Linked DNA regions of Homo sapiens: region 1 is linked to region 2. A link is a loop called in an ENCODE intact Hi-C map of the cell type or tissue named here. Cell type or tissue: IMR-90. All regions are shown on one strand. Each heading gives the region's core, and the rest is flanking DNA. Links, peaks and the distances in the headings are about the cores only. Region 1 overlaps GTF2H3 (general transcription factor IIH subunit 3). Region 2 overlaps ZNF664-RFLNA (ZNF664-RFLNA readthrough).

What was found. Hi-C counts contacts between places; a loop is a spot of excess contacts. Peaks named below come from ENCODE experiments on the same cell type or tissue, not always from the same donor. Only the 100,000 strongest peaks of a DNase experiment are listed, where the experiment ranks them.
Region 1: it touches region 2 in a loop (3-fold over the local background); 4 of 110 quality-filtered maps call a loop at or near these places.

Annotation. Positions count from the first base shown.
Region 1 is chr12:123,655,117-123,666,687 of GRCh38, reverse strand. GTF2H3 (general transcription factor IIH subunit 3) reads right to left here. Exons shown (of 13, transcript NM_001516.5): 9 at 10,864-10,917; 10 at 7,104-7,172; 11 at 6,758-6,893; 12 at 6,606-6,642; 13 at 4,084-6,522. The coding sequence ends at 6,453. Among named protein-coding and RNA genes, the nearest start is that of TCTN2, 10 kb to the left of the region's middle. RefSeq lists an enhancer at 6,151-7,350. In IMR-90, for the core only: no CTCF peak of the experiment used is centred there; a DNase peak (open chromatin) is centred at 6,137; H3K27ac peaks cover 718 bases.
Region 2 is chr12:123,978,603-123,990,173 of GRCh38, reverse strand. The region is part of intron 2 of ZNF664-RFLNA (ZNF664-RFLNA readthrough); the gene reads right to left. ZNF664 (zinc finger protein 664) reads right to left here. Exons shown (of 5, transcript NM_152437.3): 3 at 2,036-2,131. Among named protein-coding and RNA genes, the nearest start is that of ZNF664-RFLNA, 11 kb to the right of the region's middle. RefSeq lists an enhancer at 5,842-5,911 and a silencer at 6,102-6,161. In IMR-90, for the core only: a CTCF peak has its summit at 6,127 (motif pointing right); a DNase peak (open chromatin) is centred at 6,143.

The DNA of each region.
Region 1 (11,571 bases), core at 1,211-9,210, 320 kb after region 2:
TTAGCTGGTCGTGGTGGCAGGTGCCTGTAATTGCAGCTACTCGGGAGACTGAGGTGGGAGAATCACTTGAACCCGGGAGGTGGAGGTTGCAATGAGCTGAGATCATGCCACTGCACTCCATCCTGGGTGACAGAGTGAGACTCTGTCTCAAAAAAAAAAAAAAAAAGTGGTAAAGAAGGTCATTATATAATAAGAGGCTCAGCAAGAGAATATAACTATTGTAAACATATATGCAGCCAATACTGAAGCATTCAGATATATAAAGCAAATATTATTAGGGCTAAAGAAAGAGATAGACCCCAGTACAATAACAGTTGGAGACTTCAACCTCCCACTTTCAGCATTGGACAGATTATCCAGACAGAAAATCAACAAGGAAACATCAGACCTAATTTGCACTATAGACCAAATGGACCTAATAGATATTTATGGAACATTTCATCTAATGGCTATAGAATACATTCTTCTAAGCACATGAATCATCGTCAAGAATAGATCATATGTTAGGTCACAAGTCTTTACAAAAAAAAAATAATAATAAGAACAAGCATCTCTCTCTTTTTTTTTTTTCTTGAGATGGAGTCTCACTCTTGTCCCCCAGGCTGGAGTCCAATGGCACGGTCTTGGCTCACTGCAACCTCCGCCTCCCAGGTTCAAGCGACTCTCCTGCCTCAGCCTCCTGAGTAGCTAGGATTACAGGTGTGCACCACCACGCCCAGCTAATCTTTATATTTTTAGTAGAGACAGGGTTTCACCATGTTGGGCAGGCTGGTCTTGAACTCCTGACCTCAGGTGATCCACCCACCCGGTTTCCCAAAGTGCAGGGATTACAGGCATGAGCCACCATGCCCAGCCCCAGATCAAGCATCTTCTCTGATCACAATGGAATAAAATCAGAAATCAATAACAAGAGGAACTTTGGAAAGTATACAAACACAAGGAAATTAAACAGCATGCTGCTGAATGATCAGTAGGTCAATGAAGAAATTAAGAGTTGGATTTTTTTTTTTTTTTTTTTTGAGACAGAGTCTTGCTCTGTCACCAGGCTGGAGTGCAGTGACACGATCTCAGCTCACTGCAACCTCCGCCTCCCGGGTTCAAGCAATTCTCCTGCCTCAGCCTCCTGAGTAGCTGGGACTACAGGTACCCGCTACCACGCCCAGCTAATTTTTTGTATTTTTACTAGAGATGGGGTTTCACCATGTTGGCCAGGATGGTCTCATTTTCTTGACCTTGTGATCCGCCCACCTCGACCTCCCGAAGTGCTGGGATTATAGGCACGAGCCACTGCGCCCGGCCATTAAGAGGGAAAATTTAAAAACTCCTTGAAACACACGAAAATGGAAAAACATACCAAAACCTATGGAATACAGCAAAAGCAGTACTAAGAGGAGACCTTATAGCAGTAAGTACCTTTATCAAAAAAGTAGAAAAACTTCAAATAAACAACCTAATGATGCTTCTTAAAGAACTAGAAAAGAGTAAACCAAATCCAAAGTTAATATTAGAAAAGAAATAATATGGTGGCTCACGTCTATAATCCCAGCACTTTGGGAGACCAAGGCAGGTGGATCACCTGAGGTCAGGAGTTCATAACCAGCCTGGCCAACATGGTGAAACCCCATCTCTACTAAAAATACAAAAATTAGCCAGACATGGTGGCACATGCCTGTAGTTCCAGCTACTTGGGAGGCTGAGGCAGGAGAATCGCTTGAACCCAGGAGGCAGAGGTTGCAGTGAGCCGAGATTGTGCCACTCCACTCCAGCCTGGGGGACAGCGCCAAGACTCCGTCACAAAAAAGAAAAGAAAAGAAATAATAAAGAGCAAGAGCAGAAATAAATGAAACTACAAGTTAAAAAATTCAGAAGATCAACAAAATGAAAAGCTGGTTTTTTGAAAAGAAGAAAATTGACAAACCTTTAGCCAGACTAAGAAAAAAAAGACCCAAATAAGTAAAATCAGAGATGAAGAAGACATTACAACTGATATCACAGAAATTCAAAGGATCATTAGAGACTACTATGAGCAACTATATGCCAATAAATTGGAAAACCAGCAGGGCGCAGTGGCTCACGCCTGTAATCCTGACACTTTGGGAGGCTGAGGTAGTGGACACTTGAGGTCAGGAGTTCGGGACCAGCCTGGCCAACATGGCAAAACCCCGTCTCTACTAAAAATACAAAAATTAGCCGAGTGTGGTGGCGCATGCTTGTACTCCCAGCTACTTGGGAGGCTGAGGCGGGAGGATCACTTAAATCTGGGAGGCAGAGGTTACAGTGAGTGGAGATCGTGCCACTGTACTCCAGCCTGGGTAACAGAGTAAGACTCTGTCTCAAAAAAAAAACAACAACAACAACAAAAGAACTACAGACCAATATCTCCGATGAACATTGATGCAAAATCCTCAACAAAACACCAGCAAACCAACTTCAACAACACATTAAAAAGATCATTCAGGCCGGGCATGGTGGCTCACACCTGTAATCCCAGCACTTTGGGAGGCCAAGGTGGGTGGATCACTTGAGGTCAGGAGTTCGAGACCAGCATGGCCAACATGGTGAAACCCCGTCTCTACTAATAATACAAAAAAATTAGCCGGGCATGGTGGCGCATACCTATAATCTCAGATACGCAGGAGGCTGAGGCAGGAGAATCGCTGGAACCCAGGTGGCAGAGGTTGCAGTGAACCGTGATCAGGCCACTGCACTCCAGCATGAGTGACAGAGCAAGACTCCATCTCAATACAAAAAAAAAACAAACCAAAAAAAAAACAGATAATTCAATCAGGTGTGGTGGCTCATGCCTGTAATCCCAGCACTTGTGGAGGCCAAAGCAGGTGGATCACCTGAGGTCAGGAGTTCAAGACCAGCCTGGCCAACATGGTGAAACCCAGTCTCTACTAAAAATCCAAAAAAATTAGCTGGGCATGGTGGCAGGCACCTGTAATCCCCGCTACTTGGGAGGCTGAGGCAGGGAAATCGTTTGAACCAGGAAGGCAGAGGTTGCAGTGAGCTGATATCACACCATTGCACACCAGCCTGGGTGACAAGAGCGAAACTCCATCTCGAAAAAAAAAAAAAAAAATCATTCATCATGACCCAGTAGGATTCATCCCAGGGATGCAAGGATGGTTCAACAGGATGGTTCAACATAGGCAACTCAATCAATGTGATACATCGTGTCAACCGAAGGAAGAACAAAAGCCATCTGATCATTTCAATGGATGCTCAAAAAGCATTTGATAAAATTCAACATCCTTTCATGATAAAAACCCTCAAAAAACTGGGCAAAGAAGGAACATACTTCAACACACACACACAAAAGCCACATATAACAGACCCACAGCTAGTATCGTACTGAACAGGAAAAAAACTGAAAACCGTTCCTCTGAAATCTGGAACATGGTAAGGATGCCCACTTTCACCACTGGTATTCAACATAGTGTTGAAAGTCCTAGCTAGAGCAATAAGTCCTGAGAAAGAGATAAAAGGTATTCAAATTAAAAAGGAAAAAGTAAAATTATCCTTGTTTGCAGATGATACGATCTTATATCCGAAAAAACCTAGACACCACCAAAAAACTATTAGAACTGATGAAATAAGTAAAGTGGCAGGATACAAAATCAACATACAAAAACCAGGAGCATTTATTTATTTAGAGACAGGGTCTCACTCTGTCACCCAGGCTGGAGTTCAGTGGCATGATCATGACTCATTGTAACCTGCGCCTCTTGGGCTCAAGCGATCCTCCCACCTTAGCCTCTGGAGTAGCTGGGACTACAGGCATGAACCACCTCACCTGGCTAATTTTTATATTTTTTTTAGAGACAGGGTTTTGCCATGCTGCCCGGGCTGGTCTTGAACTCCTAGGCTTAAGTGATCCTCCTGCCTCAGCCTCCCAAAGTGTTGGGATTACAGGCGTGAGCCACTGCACGCAGACCAAGATTTGAAATTAAAGTACTTCGGAGTTGAATAAAAAATTGTCTGGCATTTGACCAAATGCAGTTTAAAAGTACACATTTGAAGAAGAGTTGAATGAGCATGAGATAAACAATGAATGAAAGGAAATAATTCAACCAAATATGAAAATCAAATTATTTTATTGTAAAAATTTATATAAAATAACTCATAAGGGCAACAGTTAAAAACAAGTTAAACAGAACTAACCAAATATATAAGATATTTCAAATAAAAAAGTAATAATAAAAGCCTTGCTAGCTTGTTTGAAAGTATATATAATACTTTATTTCCTAGACTTAAAATTGTGATTTCCATTACACTTAATTAGTATACAAAATATTATTTTTAAAAGACAGGTTCTCAAACTCAAGGATTAACAAATATTTGCAAAGTGATCACCAAAGTCTTTGTATATTTGTTAACAAAAACACAAATCCAGAATATAAAATCTATCTGAAATTATCTAAGCCAACATCAAATTATTTAAATATGACTCAGCTTGTATAAAGAGAAAATTAAAATCTTCCTTACATACAAAGTTTTGTACACAATGGGTTTTATCAGTACAGACTTTTTTTTTTTTTTTTTTTTTGAGACAGAGTTTTGTTCTTGTCGCCCAGGCTGGAGTGCAATGGCGCAATCTTGATCTTGGCTCACTGCAACCTCCACCTCCTGGGTTCAAGCAATTCTCCTGCCTCAGTCTCCTGAGTAGCTGGGATTACAGGCACCTGCCACCACGCCCAGCTAATTTTTGTATTTTTAGTAGAGACAGGGTTTCACCATGTTTTCACCACGTTGGGCAGGATGGTCTCAAATTTCTGCCTCATGGGTTCAGTAGAGTAGTAATCCCAGCTACTTGGGAGGCTGAGGCAGGAGAATGGCGTGAACCCAGGAGACAGAGCTTGCAGAGAGCCGAGCTTGCACCACTGCACCCCAGCCTGGGCAACAGAGCGAGACTCTGTCTCACAAAACAAAACAAAACAGAAACCCAGCCTGATCACTCCTGACCTCGTGATCCACCCACCTTGGCCTCCCAAAGTGCTGGGATTACAGGCGTGAGCCAACGTGCCCGATCTTTTTTTTTTTTGATACAGAGTCTCGCTCTGTCACCCAGGCTGGAGTACAGAGGCGCTATCTTGGCTCACTGCAACCTCTGCCTCCTGGATTCAAGCAATTCTCTTGCCTCAGCCTCCCGAGTAGCTGGAACTACAGGCACCTGCTACTTCGCATGGCTAATTTTTCTATTTTTAGTAGAGACAGGGTTTCACCATACTGGCCAGGCTGATCTTGAACTCCTGACCTTGTGATCTGCCTGCCTCGGCCTCCCAAAGTGCTGGGATTGCAGGGGTGAGCCACCACGCCCGGCCTCGTCAGTAAACATTTTTAAAAAACAAACCAAACCAGCCACCATTCCTTAAACTCTTTGTACAAATATGTGCTAGAAGCTAAAAGGACTTTTAATAATTTCAAGATTACATAAAGAAATACATTTTTTGTTGTTGAAATTACAAATACTTTTGCTTTTGAACTTATAAACACTTTTGGGATTCAGTCCAAAGCTTCTAGAGAACAGTTTTAATAAATACATTTAAATTTTTAGTAGAGATGGGGTCTCACTTTGCTGCCCAGGCTGCTCTCGAACTCCTGGGCTCAAGCAATCCTCTGTCCTCAGCCTCCCAAAGTGCTGGGATTACAGGTGCAGTTTCAATATTAATGTGGATTTTTTTTCCTCATTAAAAAAGGAAAGAATTCTATCTGAAAACCATACTTAACATAGAGTCCATTTTCTCCAGTAAGTTCTCCCTCAAAACCAGTCATAAGCTTTCACATATAAGCTCTTCCCACAACTATTTTGAAGAAAATTTGCTTCTGTACACGTTCTCCTTACTCATTTAAAATGAGATTTTGTAGTTATTTGGTGACAAACTATTATTTAGATGACTTTGTCCAAATATGTACTGATATCAGACAAAAAGTAAATATCTGCAAATATCTGAGGCTGTCTCAATTTAGACAATAAGAATTTTATTCACATGACTACTGAAGTTAACTGTTGATTCAAATAAGATGTTCTATGTTGATTAATGCCATTACTCCACAAATAGTCCCTTTTTCCAAAGCTACGTTCAAATTTCGTATGGCATGCATTTCACAATGAGGACCCGGATTCAGGGAGTAGGTTAGAAAGCCTATGATGAGTCATGACAAGCTGACTTTGACTAATAGTCATCCCATTAAAAAAATGAAAGCCACAAACATGGACAGAAACCAGTCATAGAATATTTTAGGATATAATGCATAGAATGATTCCCTCAAACAAATCAGTCCTCCAGAAGCACAGGATGAAAAGGATGTTTGGGAAATATTTTCTGTAAGGTCACCATATTAAAAATTATCCTATACCTATCTTTATTTTTTTCAGTCTTCCCAACAAAGAATCTGCTATATAATTTCTATTAACAGCTCTAAAAGATGGGGAAAATATTTTATCCTCAGGCAGACACTTTCAGTTTCTTTTTCTTGGCTTTCAGCACTGGAGGCAGAGAAATTTTAAAGGCTGTCCTGAAATTACAGAGAGGAAAACATTTTTTAATGTTCTAGAGCTGTGAAGTATTAGCCACCCACACAATCTCAAAGATACTTACTCGCACGTAGTACAAATGGGGCTGAAATTGCAGAATACTGTAAATTAAAAAAAAAAAGAAACAATAGGGTGGCTGAAAAACAACACAGCTGAGAAACTGTTTTCCTGCCCCCCAACATAGAAAAAAAAGAAAAACTAGGTACATTAACTTACTTGACAAACACACAGAACAGACATAACCAATTTCAATGAGATTTCGATGACAGAAGCAAGCAGCCCTGTAGTCAACATGAACTGGGGGTGGGAGGATTAACTGAGATCTCTGATCTTGATCGGGAAGAAACACCCACTGTAAAACAAACAAACAAAAGAAACTTTTATTTAAAACATGGGAAAAAAATAACATGAAGCCCACCCTTCTAGGCCTTGGAACTCCAAGGCCTCCATTTATTCCCTTCTCCTGAGTACTAGCACCAGCCATCTTGCTTCCATTCCTTTCCCAGGACACAGAGGTCATCCTTCCCTCCAGGCATCAGGGTCGCCGCTGCTGTCTCCTTACCAGCAAATACTGCAGAAGAGAAGGCATCTGAGGCACCTTCAGGTACAGTCCTCCCGTGATGTCACAAGCCTGCAAGACACAGGCGGCTTGCTGCCAAACTCGCACTTACCTAGGGTTTCCAGAGGAATGAGGTTCTCATGAGCAATGCCTTGGGCCTACAAAATCAGAGGAGGATATGACACTGCAGATTATTATTATTTTATTTTTATTTTTATATTTTGACAGAGTCTTGCTCTGTCGCCCAGGCTGGAGTGCAGTGGCACAATCTCGGCTTACTCCAACCTCTGCCTCCTGGGTTCAAGTGATTCTCCTGCCTCAGCTTCCCCAGTAACTGGGATTACAGGCATGCGCCACCATGCCTGGCTAATTTTTGTATTTTTAGTAGAGACGGGGTTTCCCCAGTCACATGGTAATTCTATGCTTAACTTTTCGAGGAAGTTCTGAACTGTTTCCTGAAGTGGCTATACCATTTTACATTTCCAGCAGCAATGTAGGAGGGATCCAATTTCTCTATATCCTCACCAATATTTATTATTAGCTGACTTTTTGATTACATGTGTCCTAGTGGAGTGAAGTAATAGCTCATTGTGGTTTTGATTTGCACTTCCCTGGTCGGTAATGATATTAAGCATCTTTTCATGTGCTTCTTGGCCATTTGCAGATCTTTGGAGAAATAGCTGTTCAATCCTTGGCCCACTTTGAAATGAGTTATTTGTCTTATTTTTGAATTTTAAGAGTTCTTTATATAATCAGAATACTAGTCCCTTTATCAGATACATCATTTGCAAATATCTCTCCCAGTTGTCTTTTTACTTTCTTGATAGTGCCCTTGGAAGCACAAAAATTTTTAATTTTTATGAGATTTGTTTTCATTGTATTTTGTTAATTTTATTATGTAAAAAGAAACTGTGAGATGGCTTTATTCTGTTCTCTTTAAGAAATAACACTTTTTTGTCCAGGTGCAGTGGCTCATGCCTGTAATCCCAGCACTTTGGGAGGCCAAGGCTTCAGGACTGTTTGAGCCCAGGAATTCAAGACCAGCCTGAGCAACATAGTGAAACCCTGTCTCTACAATAAATTTAAAAAATTAGGCCGGGCGCGGTGGCTCACGCCTGTAATCGCGGATCACTTGAGGTCAGGAGTTCGATACCAGCCTAACCAATAGAGTATAAAACCCTGTCTCTACTAAAAATACAAAAATTAGCTGGGCGTAGTGGCGGGCACCTGTAATCCCAGCCGCTTGGGAGGCTGAGGCAGGAGAATCGCTTGAACCCAGGAGTTGGGGTTTCAGTGCACCGAGATCGTACCATTGCACTCCAGCCTGGGCAACAAGAGTGAAACTGTCTCAAAAAATTAAAAAATTAGCCAGGCATTGTAGTGCATGCCAGTGGTCCCAGATACTTGGGAGACTGAGTGGGAAGATCATTTGAGCTGGGGAGGATAAGGCTGCAGTGAGCCATGATCATGCCACTGCATTCCAGCCTGGGCAAGAGCAAGACTCTGTCTAAAAATAAAATAAAATAAAATAAAAATAAAACTCTTTTGAATTTGGTCCTCTTTTTCCAAACTTTTGCTATCTTCAGAGTTTTCCAAAGACACAAAACACTCAAGCTCTCCTGGTTGCTGACACTAAGGTTTCCTGTCCATGTTAATAGTTTTTCCCAACAATCATTCATCTATTCATTTCATAAACACAGCTTTCTCGCTTTAACACAGCAGTGCTTCCATTTACACTGAAAACCCTAGCTCCGATCCTAGGACCCTGAGGCTCCTCTGATAGTACAGTCCTGGTTCAGTTGGTCCGTTAGATTCATTTACACATTTAACAACTGTTTTAGAGCACTGTGCAGGGTTACAGCAGTAAACATCACAGTGTCCATCCTCATGAAGTTAAGGTTCTAGTGGAGAAGGCAGAGAGTAAATCAGGTAAGTAAATGCAAAAATAATGTTATAGGTTATGATCATTTCTATGAAGAAAAATAAAGTAGGCTAAGGGGAGAGGGAGTAACACTAACAATGGTGGTCAGGGAAGGCTTCTCTGAGGAGGTGGCACAGAAGTAGAGACGTGAAGGCAGGCAGGGAGTAGGCCATGCAAACACCTGCGGGAAGAGCTTGCGAGCAGAGAGAACAGAAAGTGCAGCGCCCCTCTGGCCGAAGCAGGCCTGTTTCAGGCAATAGCAAGGGGGCGGTGGGGCCGGACTGAAGAGGGAGAGTGTGGAAGATGCGGGGCAAAAGGTTCCCAGGAGCCTCAGCAAGCAGCATCTGGAAGGCCCTGGCAGGCCCTGACTCTGGGTTTTAGTCAACGTATGATGCTAGGCTATGGGAGGGTTTTAAGCAAGTGAGCAACAGGTTCTAATTTATATTAGGTTGGTGCAAAAGTAATTGCAGTGTTTACTGTTAAAAAAAAAAAAGGCAAAAACCACAATTACTTTTGCACCAATCTTGTATTTTGAAAGCTTCATTCTGACAGCTGTTCTGAGAACCAACTTTCACATTTTTTTTTCTTAAGAGGGAGACAGGGTTTCCCTGGAGTGCAGTGGCATGATCGTAGCTGACTGCAGCTTCGAACTCCTGGCTCAAGCAATCCTCCTGCCTCCACCTCCCGAACAGCTGAGACTACAGGCGTGCACCACCATGATAGGCTAATTTTTTTGTATTGTTTATAGAGATGGTGTCTCGCCATGTTGCCCAGGCTGGTCTTAAACTTCTGAGCTCAAGCCATCCACCCGCCTGAGCCTCCCAAGTGCTGAGATTATAGGCATGAGCCACTGAGCTCAGCCAGGATATATTTTAAAGGCAGAATCAACAGGATTTGCTCATGGTTATGAAAGGAGGGAAGAGAAGAGACAAGGAAGAGTCAGGTTTTTGCTTGAGTTGCTGAGTGAACTGCACTGCCACTTAGGGAGATGGGGCTACCAGTGGAGCAGGAAGAGGCTGAGAGGACAAACCAAGAGCTCTCTGCTTTTGACACATGACACTGAAGATGCCTGCCAGACGTCCAAGAGGAGGTACTACGTACACGGCTGATTCTGCAAGTCTGGAACTCAGGAGAGTCTGGGACTGGACTAGAAAAATGAATGTGAGGGCTGAGGAGGTAGAGCTGGTATGTGAATTCATGGCAGAGACAAGATCGTCTTGGAGTTAATAGACAATGTGTAGACTGAAATGTGTTGCTAAAAAATGAATTCAAACTTTTTGAATTTTTACTACTGAAATATAATATGTACAAGAGTCTGTATACATAATGTGTAAGTATGGTTTAAATAATAAAATGAACATCATATACCTACGATCAAGCTGAAGAAACAGTACAATCTCAGAGCCTTTGAAGCATGTAAATTTTCCCATTGGACCTCGCTCTCCCCATCCTTCATCCCCAGCAGTAACCTAAATTCAGGGTTTGTCATAGTTTTGTGCTTGTAACTGATCCTTTAGGAAACAACATTTGTGGCCAAAAAACATCTAACAAAAACTCAGTAATTTCTTCAGACTTACTTTAGGGTTTTGTTTCCCTTTCGGGTTAAAGTAAAATTCAGTTTTTGTCTTTTAGTGCTGCCCAACGGAAATATAACGCAAGCAATATGTAATTTAAAATTTTCCAGTAGCTCCATACGTAAGGGGGAAAGACATAGATAAAATTAGGCTGAATAACATATTTTATTTAACCCAATATACCCAAAGCTTTCATTTTAAATTGTAATCAATATAAAAATCACTAATTGTCATAACCACCGACACAAAGCATGGTTTTAAAACATACCTGTTGGAGGAGCCCTGAGTCGGAGTCTAAAACACAGGCATCAATCAAAATATTCTAAAAGAAACATTTTGAAAATATTACAGGAATAATAACAATAATGATTACCCTATACTGAGAACCTACTACATGCCATACTCTATGCTTAAAATAGCTCACTCAATATGCAACGTGACTCTGCACGGCAGATATTTGCATTTGGCAGCTGAAGCACCCAGGACATGGCTGGGCTGTGGTCACAGAGCCAGCGGGTGAGAAAGCTGTCACCCCACTCGGCATGTCTCCAAAGTCCAGGCTCTTTTCACTACATCATGCTGCCACTCCACAACAGAGAACATTATGCATGGCTATAGCAGCATTTTACATTAAAACTGAAATTTTAAGGAGGTTTTCTTTCTTCATAAACACACCAAAGAAGAAAATGTATTATACTTCATCTGAACATTTCAGCTCTTTGCAAAGTAAAAATACTGAATTTTTACAGCTTCGCCACAGCAACAAGATAAAGAAACTGATGCAAGGTTTATACAGCAAACTGTCAAACCAGGGATTCTTGGCATGGGGTCCAAGGATGGGCTAAAGGTTACCTGAATACCATGAAACTCTATGCAAAACTGTGGTTGAGTGCATATTGTTTTGGGAATGCATCAGATTCTCAAGTGGTCCAGGACCCAAAATAGAGAAAAGACTAGAACATAATACAGATTCTGG
Region 2 (11,571 bases), core at 1,674-9,673:
CACAAACTCTGTCCCCATTCAATAACAACTCCCCTTTTACCTCTCCCCCAGCCCCAGTAACCACCATTCTACTTTCTTGACTCCATGAATGTGACTATTCTTAAGTACATCAAGAGTCTGGCTATTTTTATACCTGGGTCACAATTCGTAACATGTATTGTCTGGCAAACCAAAGCAAGCAAGGGAGAGAGATTTTTGAGTAGGCTCATTCAGGAAGCACAAAGTGCAAGAGCAGGTGACCTCTTACAGCCAAAAATCAACAGAGATGATGAGAATCCTAAGAATAGAATTCAGTATCTGCATGGATGGACAGAAATTTATTGCCACTATACTCTCAGAGAGGGCCAGGGAATGGTCACAACAAATTATGCAGAACTCTGGCCTTCAGGCTTTTGATCTTGTAGGACTGGCACTGGAGGTTGATCCAGTACTGTTCTGAAAATGTATGTTATTAATGGCTAATAGCAAATCTGGCCAGTGGGCTCAGCAAACACCCCTAACTTCTAGGTACCCTAGATGGACATGTACACAGGACTGAACTGAAAATACAGAACACTTCATTATTAGCTGGGCCTGTGAATCCAATTTCCAATGCAGCATTCCATAAGGTAGGCTGGATCACATGGAGAACTCCTTTTCCCTACATTAGTGGCAATCTTAAACTGGGACCAAAGCGCATACGGGAATGAAAAGGAATTCATAAAATATTAGACATGACTCTTTGGTCTTACCACTCACGATAAAGACTGGCCGAGGTTACCCAAATCAGCACAGGAGATAATGCAGCCAGAAAGAGAGAGAGAAGAGAGAACATTTGCCCTTGTGCCAGGGTCCACTTGCCCCCACTTCTAAATAGGTCAGTCACCTGGAAACCAATCCAGCACATGGGAAAAGAGAGAAAAGGAAGAGAGGTGGTCAAGACCTTTCCGTTCAGGGGCAGCCCCAGCCTTACCACTCTAGCCACATACAGCCAGGAAAAAGAAAAGACATCACACATCTACATAGGCTTAGCCTTCTAACAACGCACAGTCACTAGACCCACTAGGACAGAGGCCAACACAATATCCTTTACCTCCCACAGCCAATCCTCCTTGTTGCATGGGAAAGTGAAGTCTGGGAAGGCAGAAGCCCAGGGCCTGAGAAACCAGCCTCTGGCAGCAGGGGAAATGACAAGAAGCTCATGCCCCCAGAAGCCAGCAGCTATCAAGACAAGGGCTTTCCTTTCTCTTCCTGCCCAGCTATGCATGGAAATAACATACAATTTCATGATGTCTGTGAATCACAGAGATCTAGACTGTATGCTCAACTGGAGTATTCTGGATTTCAGCAATGACCAAATAAAGATAAACAAATACCTGTCCTATATATGTTGCCTTCTTGAGTTGAGCCAAAGAAGGGAAAAAAAAATCTTTAAAAAAGAACAAATCCAAAGAGAAAACAAAGTAAAAAAATAGTTGTGCTGGGAACACAATGACACTCAGAATCAAGTCTGCACAGATCAATGTGAAACCATAATCCTCAGGTAAGAAGATTTTCAGGAACTCATATTTAAGGAAAAAGCTATTATTCAGACGTTGGGGAAAAAAAAAACACCAGAAATTTACAAAGCAACCGAGCTTTTAAAAAGTTTTGATAGCTCGGTGAGGATAGGAACAACAGAAGAAAAAGACAAAGGGTGGCATGAGATCTAGAATCCATGTAAGGCCTCCAAGATGGCAGAAGAAAATGGGACAACTGAAACAAAGTTTTAATAACCAATGGTTCACATGGAAAGAAGAAAATGAAGATCCCAGGGAACAAAAAGAGTTGGACAAAAATGTTTCTGACATCTTTAGAGTAAGGAAGGTGGTCCAAGATCTGGGGAATCCAATGCCAGATAAAGGCGAGAGGTCAGGAAGAGCGTGCACGGAGAGCTGCTTCCTCACTGAGCCCAAAGGGCACATGCTCAGAAAAAATTCTAGAGACAGCTTTGGCTTAAAATACTCAAGGGGGATTCTCCATCTAGGACAAATGGTGAAACAAGGGGAAAACTTACCACAGTGACAGGATCAAAACCCCCAAGACATTCCAGAAGAACAGGCAGAGGCAGGGCCCACAGTGGCTGAAGGACTACAAAGGCCTTAGGATCCTGCTGGATGGGAGAAATGCAAAGAGAAAAATGGGTTTATTTATAGAGAATTTAGGATCACAAAATGTTTTCATGAACTAGCTACTATAAACGTGGGGTCCCAGCTCAGAAGATAGGACAGACCTATTTACATCTGGGATTTATATAAATATATGGGATTCAAGGCATGGAGGTCCAAAGAAGGGATGAGCAAATCTGAGAAACCACAGAAAGGAAAATCCAGGCACTCTGCACAACTTCCCTCCAAGATATAGGTATCCCATTATCACAATTAGCCTCGTGATGGGAACCAGATCCAAAATGAGTTTAAGGTTCATAGGTATAAGATAACTGACTCAGACTGGCTAAAATGCCAGGGAATAAACAATCAATAGTGTTTTTTCACGGATTTTCCAGTCTCTCAGGGTACTGAAGAAGCACAAACTGGAGTCAGACTGGGTGAGTTCATGTCCTGGCCCTACTGCATACCTGCTGTGTAACCTTCACCTAGGAGGTTAAGAATGAGTTAATGGAGATAATAAAGGCAGCTGATCTGATAAGGTAATTTAAGGATTAAATCAATTAATCCATGAGAAGTACTTAAAACACTGCCTGGCAAATTTCAAGGGCTCAACAAAGCTATCATTATCATTATTTTATTTATTCCATCTACTACCTCCCCGCCTCTGCTATATTCTATAATTGTTCAGAGAAGTTTAGGTATAGATCTCAAGATCTAGCTTTAAGTTTGGGGAACTTCACTTTCCCCTGGGAGTTATGATATATTAAGGAACTTAGGTTCACACTGCTGCCGTATCTACATGTGGATGGGACATTTACATGTTTTTCTAGCTGTTGTCAATCTGGGGACAGTGCTGGATTACAGTATGCCTCTACAGCTCCCCAGAGCTTTGGGGGAAAGGATTATGTGAAAGGCATGTGGTTAGAATGATCCATCTTGCTAATAGCTATCTGAAGTTGCTATATCATTTTCAGCAGAAATCACTAACATTAGAAATAGAGTCCTGTAGACTATGCTGAGTGGCCCTGCACTGTCAGAGACTGAATAAAACAGGAAGAAAATGGAAAAGTGAAAATGCTTTCAACACATTTAGCTATTTTAGTTTCTCTGTGGGAATAAAGGTTCAACTTAGAATGAAAGCTGTTAGCAGGATAATATTTTAAAGGGCAGGAATACATTTGGAGGAATTTCAAGTGGTCTTGATATTGGGCCAGGTTTTTTCCTCCCTTACTGAACTATACATGCCAATCATGGTGCCTGCTAGCCTACAAATCCTACTAATGGGAACTGCTTCAGCTTTAAGGGTAGGCCCAGGCAGCCATCGGCCACATGACCACTTCTGAGACCAAGTGCAGACATCTGACCCAAGAGCTTAACTCTGACATATGATGTGGCTTGGAACAACAATAAAAGCAAAACAAAATCAGATTCCCTCTCTCTCAGGAATCTAAGCAATACTGAGAGAATGAGGTTATCAGCTGTGAGAGATGAAGCTGAGAGGTTATGATCCGCAAAATGACTGCGGAGGTCATCAAATCACAGCAAACCAAACTCATGAGGAAGTAGAATCTATAAGCAAGGAGGAGCTAAAAGGTTAGAAAAGACATACAGAGGAGGGAAAAACAAGCCAGATGGCAGCAAGAGGAGAAAGACACAAAGAAATGAGTGATGCCGTGAGAGACCTCACTGTCCATGGGAAGACTGTGGCTTGTCTCTGGACAGCCTGAGTTCCTCATGGGTCTGATCCACATGCATCCTCCAATATAGCCCCTTGTACAGAAAGTGGTCTGAATGAAACTCTGTTCTTTGCAACAAAAAATCCCTAACTAAAACACTTCCTTCAACTCCCCCTTAAGATGAAGTTTTCCCAGGAGGTGCCTCAGTGCCACAAACAAACAGATTCTGGGCAAGCCCACCCCCTCCAGCCCCCCGCCAGACATGCCTAGACATACCCAATGTCCACTTCCCAGCAGAACTGGGATGTCTTATCTCTAGGTATATAGGCACAGTCCCTAAGGCTCATGAGCATCTCGAAGACCTATGTAAATGTTTCAGATCTGAAAAAAAACATTACTGGATGCAAAACATGAAAAGAAAATTGCAAAATTAAAGTTAATAAATGTTAAATGTCTATAGCCAATCAAAGCTTAACTCATATGGTTTTGTACAAGCTAATTTTATGTGGGACATGGGTGATTTAATGTTTGATATGACATAGTAAAGGCCTCCAAAAGTTTAATGGCTTAAGGCCTTCACAGATCTTCGCACCAGTCCCACAGCAGCGGACGTGTTTGGGCCTAAGCTGGAACCTGCCATTCCACCCCTTGGATAAGTGTATGCTTAAACTGTACGCCTGGCCGCTCAAACTGGGCACTCAGTCTAAAGTGAGAGGTCAAATCCCACCTCCCAGATTTAAACACAGTTATTTTACCACTTCTGATATTAGGAATCTGTTATCTTTTCTTAACGAAATATTTTAAATAAGTGAAGCCAAATAACTTCTATTAGCCATACTATTAGTTTTACCAAGAAGTTTTTTAAAATGTCATTTATGATAGCAAATGGTCTCATAGATTTAAAGGATTTAACATTTGACGTGTGTCAGAATAGTAAATCAAAAATCAGTCACATTTACTCTCTCCTGCAAGAACTCCCTCAAATGTCATGAATAGACCTAGACATTTTCTTCCTTCTGGTCAGATTCTCAATCTGAGAAGAGTAGGAAGTGGCACAAAAGTTACATGAAACTTAGATCTTATATTCTGAGATGATGGTGTTAAAAACAAAAAAGCAAAAATAATCCTTTCTAGAGTCATTGTTGATTACAGCTCTAATTTCATATGCACAGATAAGTGACATGTGTTCTCTGGAGCCATCCCCCGACTAAGACCAATTCACTCTTCTCACTTTCACTACTGAGCTCCTCCACAGCATCTATAATACCTTCTGTGTGCACCTCCCACACACCATTCTGTACCCCCACCCCCACTACAAAACTGCTCTCAGAGTCAAATCTTGGGGCCGTTCCTCCTGCCTCACCCTGAATCCTAGTCTACGGTCTCCTCGGCTCCCAGTTCCCTGCACATTCTCACTTTTCCTCTGGCCTTGCTGATTGTGTCTGCCATCTCACATGCCTATGCCTAAATATAGGAGTCCTCCATACAGTATGTCCTGTCTCCATTTTTTAGCTCAACTACCTGCTTGGCTGGAATGATGACCATTTCCATGATGATGATGCCACAGTTTCTTAACACAGTCTTTTCTTCTTACCTGTATCTCCAACTGCCTACTAGAATTATTTCCCCATCATCCCACGATAAACTGAAAATCACTACTTTGACAAACTCAAAGTCCCTATAAAAGGCAACTTCTTCCCTCAACAGATCTCCCAGGCAAAGAACTTTGAAACCAACTCTCTCCTCCTCCCCGGCCCCCACACCCCTTTCAACTGTTTTCTTTCTGTGCTTGTTTCTTCCCTTCAGCATTTAAACACAATGCAGAAGTCTCCCCCAACCTTAAGGAAAAACAGCATTTAATCCCAGGCCTTCTCTAGCTACCCTGTCTCCCTGGCCCCACCCTCCATTTCCCCATCCAGACCTCTTAAAGACTGATTTTTCCAGATTTCTATTGCTTCACTTCCCACTCATGCCTCAATCCAACACCACACCACCGAGGTTCCTCTCTCATTGTCGGCCTTCTCTTGGCCAATCCAAGGGCACTTTTTGTTCTTTATCCCACTGGACATTACTGGCCACACTCCCTTGGCTCCTTCTGTGACCCTACGGCCTCTGTGTTCTACACTCACTGCATAAACCCAGTATTATCAGTTGGCCGGGCAAGCTCTTGTAAACACTAGTTCATTCCCATGAGTTCCATCTCCCCTCTCCTCTGCTCCTAACATCCACACCAGTTTCAACCATCTCGCCCACTGGTTCTCAACTCTGGCTGTGAAAGAAAGCTTTGCTAGGAGTCCACATTTCAACTGTTCACAAGGCCTCCAGAGGGCACTCAAACACCTGCTCAGAAACCTCGGCTCTTCACACTAAGGAGTTAGGACTTGAAATCAATGTCACAATGGGTTACTACCTCTAGTTGCCAAGCATCATGAAAATGCATGCAACCCGCTTTGTGCAGGTTCTCTGATTCTAACTGTGAGTCTGGAGGCTTACCACAAGGTCCTAGTCCTATCACAATGTAAAGTTATAGTATTAAAAGTAATTTATTGAACATCGGTTAACTGAGAAACTTGACATGTTTTCTAGCCAACACCGAGTACTTTGAATCAATGAAATATTCTTAAACCCCCATCAGGCTCAATCCTAAACATATTTGAACTACACATCCAAAAGTGATATTTTGAAAGCCAGAGGGACATACAGGATTTACTCTGCAGAAGAAAAATGGTTCCAATTATTTCTATGAACTGTTGTATTGTTAACCTAAGTGGCAGAGTTCATCATCTTTGGGACAGGGGTCTGCTCTGGCTATAAAGGCTTCCTCACAAGCTCTGTCACAATATCATAGAACACACTGCAAAATAAGATATGGAAATAACCTATGATTATTTTATGAACTTTCAGGGGTATGAAAAATAAATGAGTTCTAGAATAGCTTTACTGAATTTCTTATAATGTATCAAGTGACACAAGAGACACTGTGTATTTCAGAATCAGAATAAAGGTGTAGAAATGTTTTAGCGTTAAAAAGCAATACGAATTATATTTTTAAAATTACATTTTGAATGCTTCTGCTACATCTTCAAAATTAAATTGTATTTTAAAAATTCTCTTCTTTCAGTGTCTTACAAATGAGTAATCATAGCCATTGGTTCCACCTTGTGACTCTCCCACATGGATTAGCTGTAGCACAACTTGCTTGCTTTCTTTTTTTATTTTTTTGAGACAGGGTCTCGCTCTGTCACCCAGGCTGGAGTACAGTGGCGTGATCATGGCTCACTACAGCCCTGCCTTCCAGTGATGCTCCCACCTCAGCCTCTTAAGTAGCTGGAACCACAGGTGTGTGCCACCATGCCTGGCTAATTTTTGTATTTTTGGTAGAGACGGGGTTTTGCCATGTTGCCCAGGCTGGTCTCAAACTCCCAGCCTCAAGCCATCTGCCTGCCTTGGCCCCTCAAAGTGCTGGGATTACAGGCATGAGCCACCATGCCCAGTAGACACAACTTTCAACCTGGGCTGAAAGACTTCAATTTGCTAAATCTAAGATTCACTCCTGATCCCTTTATTACATCTCTAGGCCGTTTGAAACTACTGCTCCTGTCCATTCTTGAAACTTTCTAACTTCCAGGACGTCTCTCCTGAGTGTCCTCGTCTGCACTCCCTTCTAGCCAGTCCACCAGGCTCACACTAAATGAATCTGCTCCTGTAAGCGCTGCAACAGTAAAACCGATACGGTGAGCGTGGAACCCAAGCTAAGCCAATCAGATTGTCCTTCTAGAGAATTTGGAATTGGGAAGTGGGAAGTGGAAAGACTGGGTCTGTGATGTGAGCTGGCAGAAGTTAGAGTTTCAGAATGGCCTTCCAGAGTGACCACCTGGGGTCACGTGTTATTTACTGCCAAGCGAGAGAAGAGATTAGGGGGAGGGCAGGCACACATAGAAGCATAGGGCAGACACACAGTGAGCAGGAGAAGCCTGGGAGATGAAGGCAAAGAGCACAGCCACACTGACTGCCACCAACTTCCCAGCGACTGGGCCCCAACCTCTGATGAAGACATCTACCTTCCTCTCTAATGACTTCTGTTACCTTGGCAGGCACTTTCTCCGCTACCTTTTCTCCACTTGTCCTTCAAGGTACCCATGCTCCAGCCATACTATTAACAGCCAGGTGGGCACTCACACATGGATGAAAGGGCACCACTCTGCCTATTTCCTGGCCTGCCCCTACGTGGAAGGGACCAGTTTACCAAGATGAAGAGAAATCACTCCCAGAAGTCAGGTGTACTCTGACAACAGGATGACTGACAAAAGGACCACTAATGCCCAGAGGAACCTCCACCACCCACTCAGAGAGGCAAGAGTCTACCCAATGAACCCCAAAGACAATCATGGTATTATCTGAAGTCGAGGTCATGCAGTCTCAAATAATTCTATGTGAAAAATATCAATGGTCCAGTCTATCTAGACAGATATGCCCCAATTTACAGAAGTACAACTATATTGCAAGAAAAATTTACCATGTAGAAATATTGATTTTAATACCATAGCTATGTATAGTATCTAGTCATTCTTACAGCAAAACATGTGTACTGTAAAATTATTCTTTGTAAATCCTCTTCGTGACACACCTATGTGTCCTATAAGACCTTCAAACTCAAGTACATCCAAAACTGAATCAGTCACTTCCTCACCAAAGCCTACTATATTCCTGTCTTAATCTGTTTTCTATTGCTTACAAGAGAATACCTGAAACTGGATAATTTATGAAGAAATTTATCTCTTACAGTTATGGAGGCTGAAAAAGCCCAGGACCACATCTGGTGACAGCTCTCCTGCTGGTGGGGACTCTCCAAAGAGCCCTGAGCCGGCACAGGGCATCACACGATGAGAGGGGGCTGAGCATGTTAACATGCTGTCTCAGATCTCTTTTCTTTTTATAAAGCCCCCAGGTCCCCTCCCATGACAACCCATTAATCTATGAATGGCTCTGCCCTCATGAGCCAAACCTCTGAAAGGCCCCACCTCTCAACACTGTCACATTGGGGATTAAGTTTCAACATGAGTTTTGGAGGGGACAAATATTCAAACCATAGCCAATTCCCAACTATAGTAAATGAGTCCACTCTCCCCTCAATTGCCCAAGTCAATATCATTGACTTCCCCCCATCACAAAGGTCTAGCCACTCTCTTCCAAATACCTCTGGAAACTCTCCACTGTGTACCTGCATTGTCTCAACTTAACTCAAGCCACCATCATCTTCCCTGGAATTCTACAAAAGCCTCCAGTCTTGCTTCCCTCTAATCCATTATCTACTCTAATGTAACCTTCTAAAATGCAAAATGGATTGTTCTTACCCTACTCACAAGTTTTCAATGGGTCCCAATCATTTTCAGTGTAAATTCCAAATTTATTCATTGGCTTTAACCAAAAAAAAAAGTGCTCATGTCTATTTGCCATGTAGCTATCATGTCCCAGATATACTTTGTTAAATCAAATGTTCCATCATACATGTAATACAGGTACATGTAATCTTGGCAAATACAAAAAAGATTATTTAAATCACCCGACATCCTACCGAATTCCACAATTCTTAAGATTTCCATCTAATTTCTTCTACATATTTTTGCCATTCATAGGTTTTACTGGAAGGCTGCTGGGACTTTTTTTGGGGCGTTTTCATCATATCAGGTATACAATTGTGTATCCTGATTTCCTTCCACTTAACACTATCATAAGCATTTTAATATATTTTCTTCATAAACGTTTTTAATGGCAATGTTATTTGCCACTAAATATATGATATAGGGGATGTATCATAACCATTCTGCAAACTGTGCCCATAAATATAATTCTACAATATACATATTTTGTGCAGAAAGCTTTTCTCTGTATTTAAAAATATTCTTTTGATGGTTCCTAGACCATCAAGAAATGTAAATAATTTTAAGACTCTTGACACATATGGCCAATGTAACATAAGAGTGTGTCATTTTTACCACATCCTTTTAGGTACTAGGCACTGTATATTTTTGTCTAAATCTAGACCTTCATGAAATTGGTGAGAAATTGTAACATCTTCCTTACAAAAGTAAATGCCCATTGTAAAAAAAACTGAAGCAATGCAAACACATGTGATATGAAAAACCAGTCTCCCCTAGGCTTTTCCCATGAAGTAATCAGAATTAAATGTTTTCAGGTATTCTAGTCTTTTTCTAATTCTTATTCAGAATATATATATATACACACACTCACCCTTCATTATTTTGTTTTGTATCTTACAAAAAATGAGATTAAGCTTGCTTTTTTGGCTCAACAGTATATTCTAGACATCCATACAGGCTATGTCAGTACATACAAATCTACCTCTCTATATAAAAAACTAATAGGCTAGACATGGTGGCTCATGCCTGTAATCCCAACACTTTGGGAGGCCAAGGCGGGAGGATCACTTGAGGCCAGGAGTTCAAGACTGGCCTGGGTAACGTGGTGAGACTCCGTCTCTACAAAAAAAATTTAAAAATCAGCCAGGTGTAGTGGTGTGTGTGTGTGTGTGTGGTCCCAGCTACTTGAGAGGCTGAGGCAGATCACTTGAGCCCAGGAGGCTGAGGCTACACTGAACCACATTCCGTACCACTGCACTCCAGCCTAGGCAACAGAGCAAGACCCTGTCTCAAAACAAAACAAACAAAAAATCCCACAAAAAACAAAACGCTACTTGATATTCCACAGTATATGGGTACCAAAATTTATTGTGATTATCTTCAATTTTTCATTATAAATGACGCTGCAATAGACATTGTTTATATTAACGTATGTTCTCCTATGAAAATAGCACAGATTCCTTGAAGTGTAGCTGCTAAATCAACGTGTACTTTTATTTTGATAAAATTCTGCCAAAATTGCCATCTAAAAACTTGGAAAAATTTTATGTCCCAACAATGTATTAGGTGCCTCTTTTACATCGCTGGATAGTTTTTAATTTTTGCCTGATGCCCTCCTCCCAACAAAAAAATCTAGTTTTTAAATTTCCATTCTCTTAATCACAATGAGGTTGAATTTCTCTTCACTGTTTGAACACATTTATCTAAGAACTATTCATATCCTCAATTCATTACCTAATTTGTTAATTCTATTTATTCTTTATACATGCTACAGGTTGTTTTCCCAGTCTGTCACTCTGTAACGCTTTTTGTCACAGAATTATCAACTGTGATTATAGTCAAATTTATCAATCCTTTCATTTATGATTTTAGGTCTTGGTCTTACCTAAATGGCCTACCTAAAACACATCATTTCCAGTGTATCCTTCTACATAACAAATTCTCTTATATTTCCTTCTAATGCTTTTATAGGTTTTTTTAGTTAGTTCCTTAATCCATCTAAGTTATTTTGAATGTGAAGTAGGATCTTTCTTTCTAAATAAAGAGCCACTTATCCCTATACAACACACTGAATTATAATTTCCCAACTGTTGCAAAACACCAACTTTATCATATACTAAATTCTGATATAAAAATGGGTCTGTTACTGGATTCTACTTTGCTCCAGGCGTCAATCTGTCTATTCTTGTGTTCACCATTTATATTACTGCAGCATTTCAGTATGCTTTGACTTCTCATATAGCAAATCCCCCAACACTACTTTTCCATTAAAAACGTTTGTCATTTTTTGGCCATTCTAGGACATTTACTCCTATAAAAGAGTTTTAGAAGCAATTTATCTAGTGTCCAGAAGAATTCCCACTGGGATTTCAATTGTAATTACAT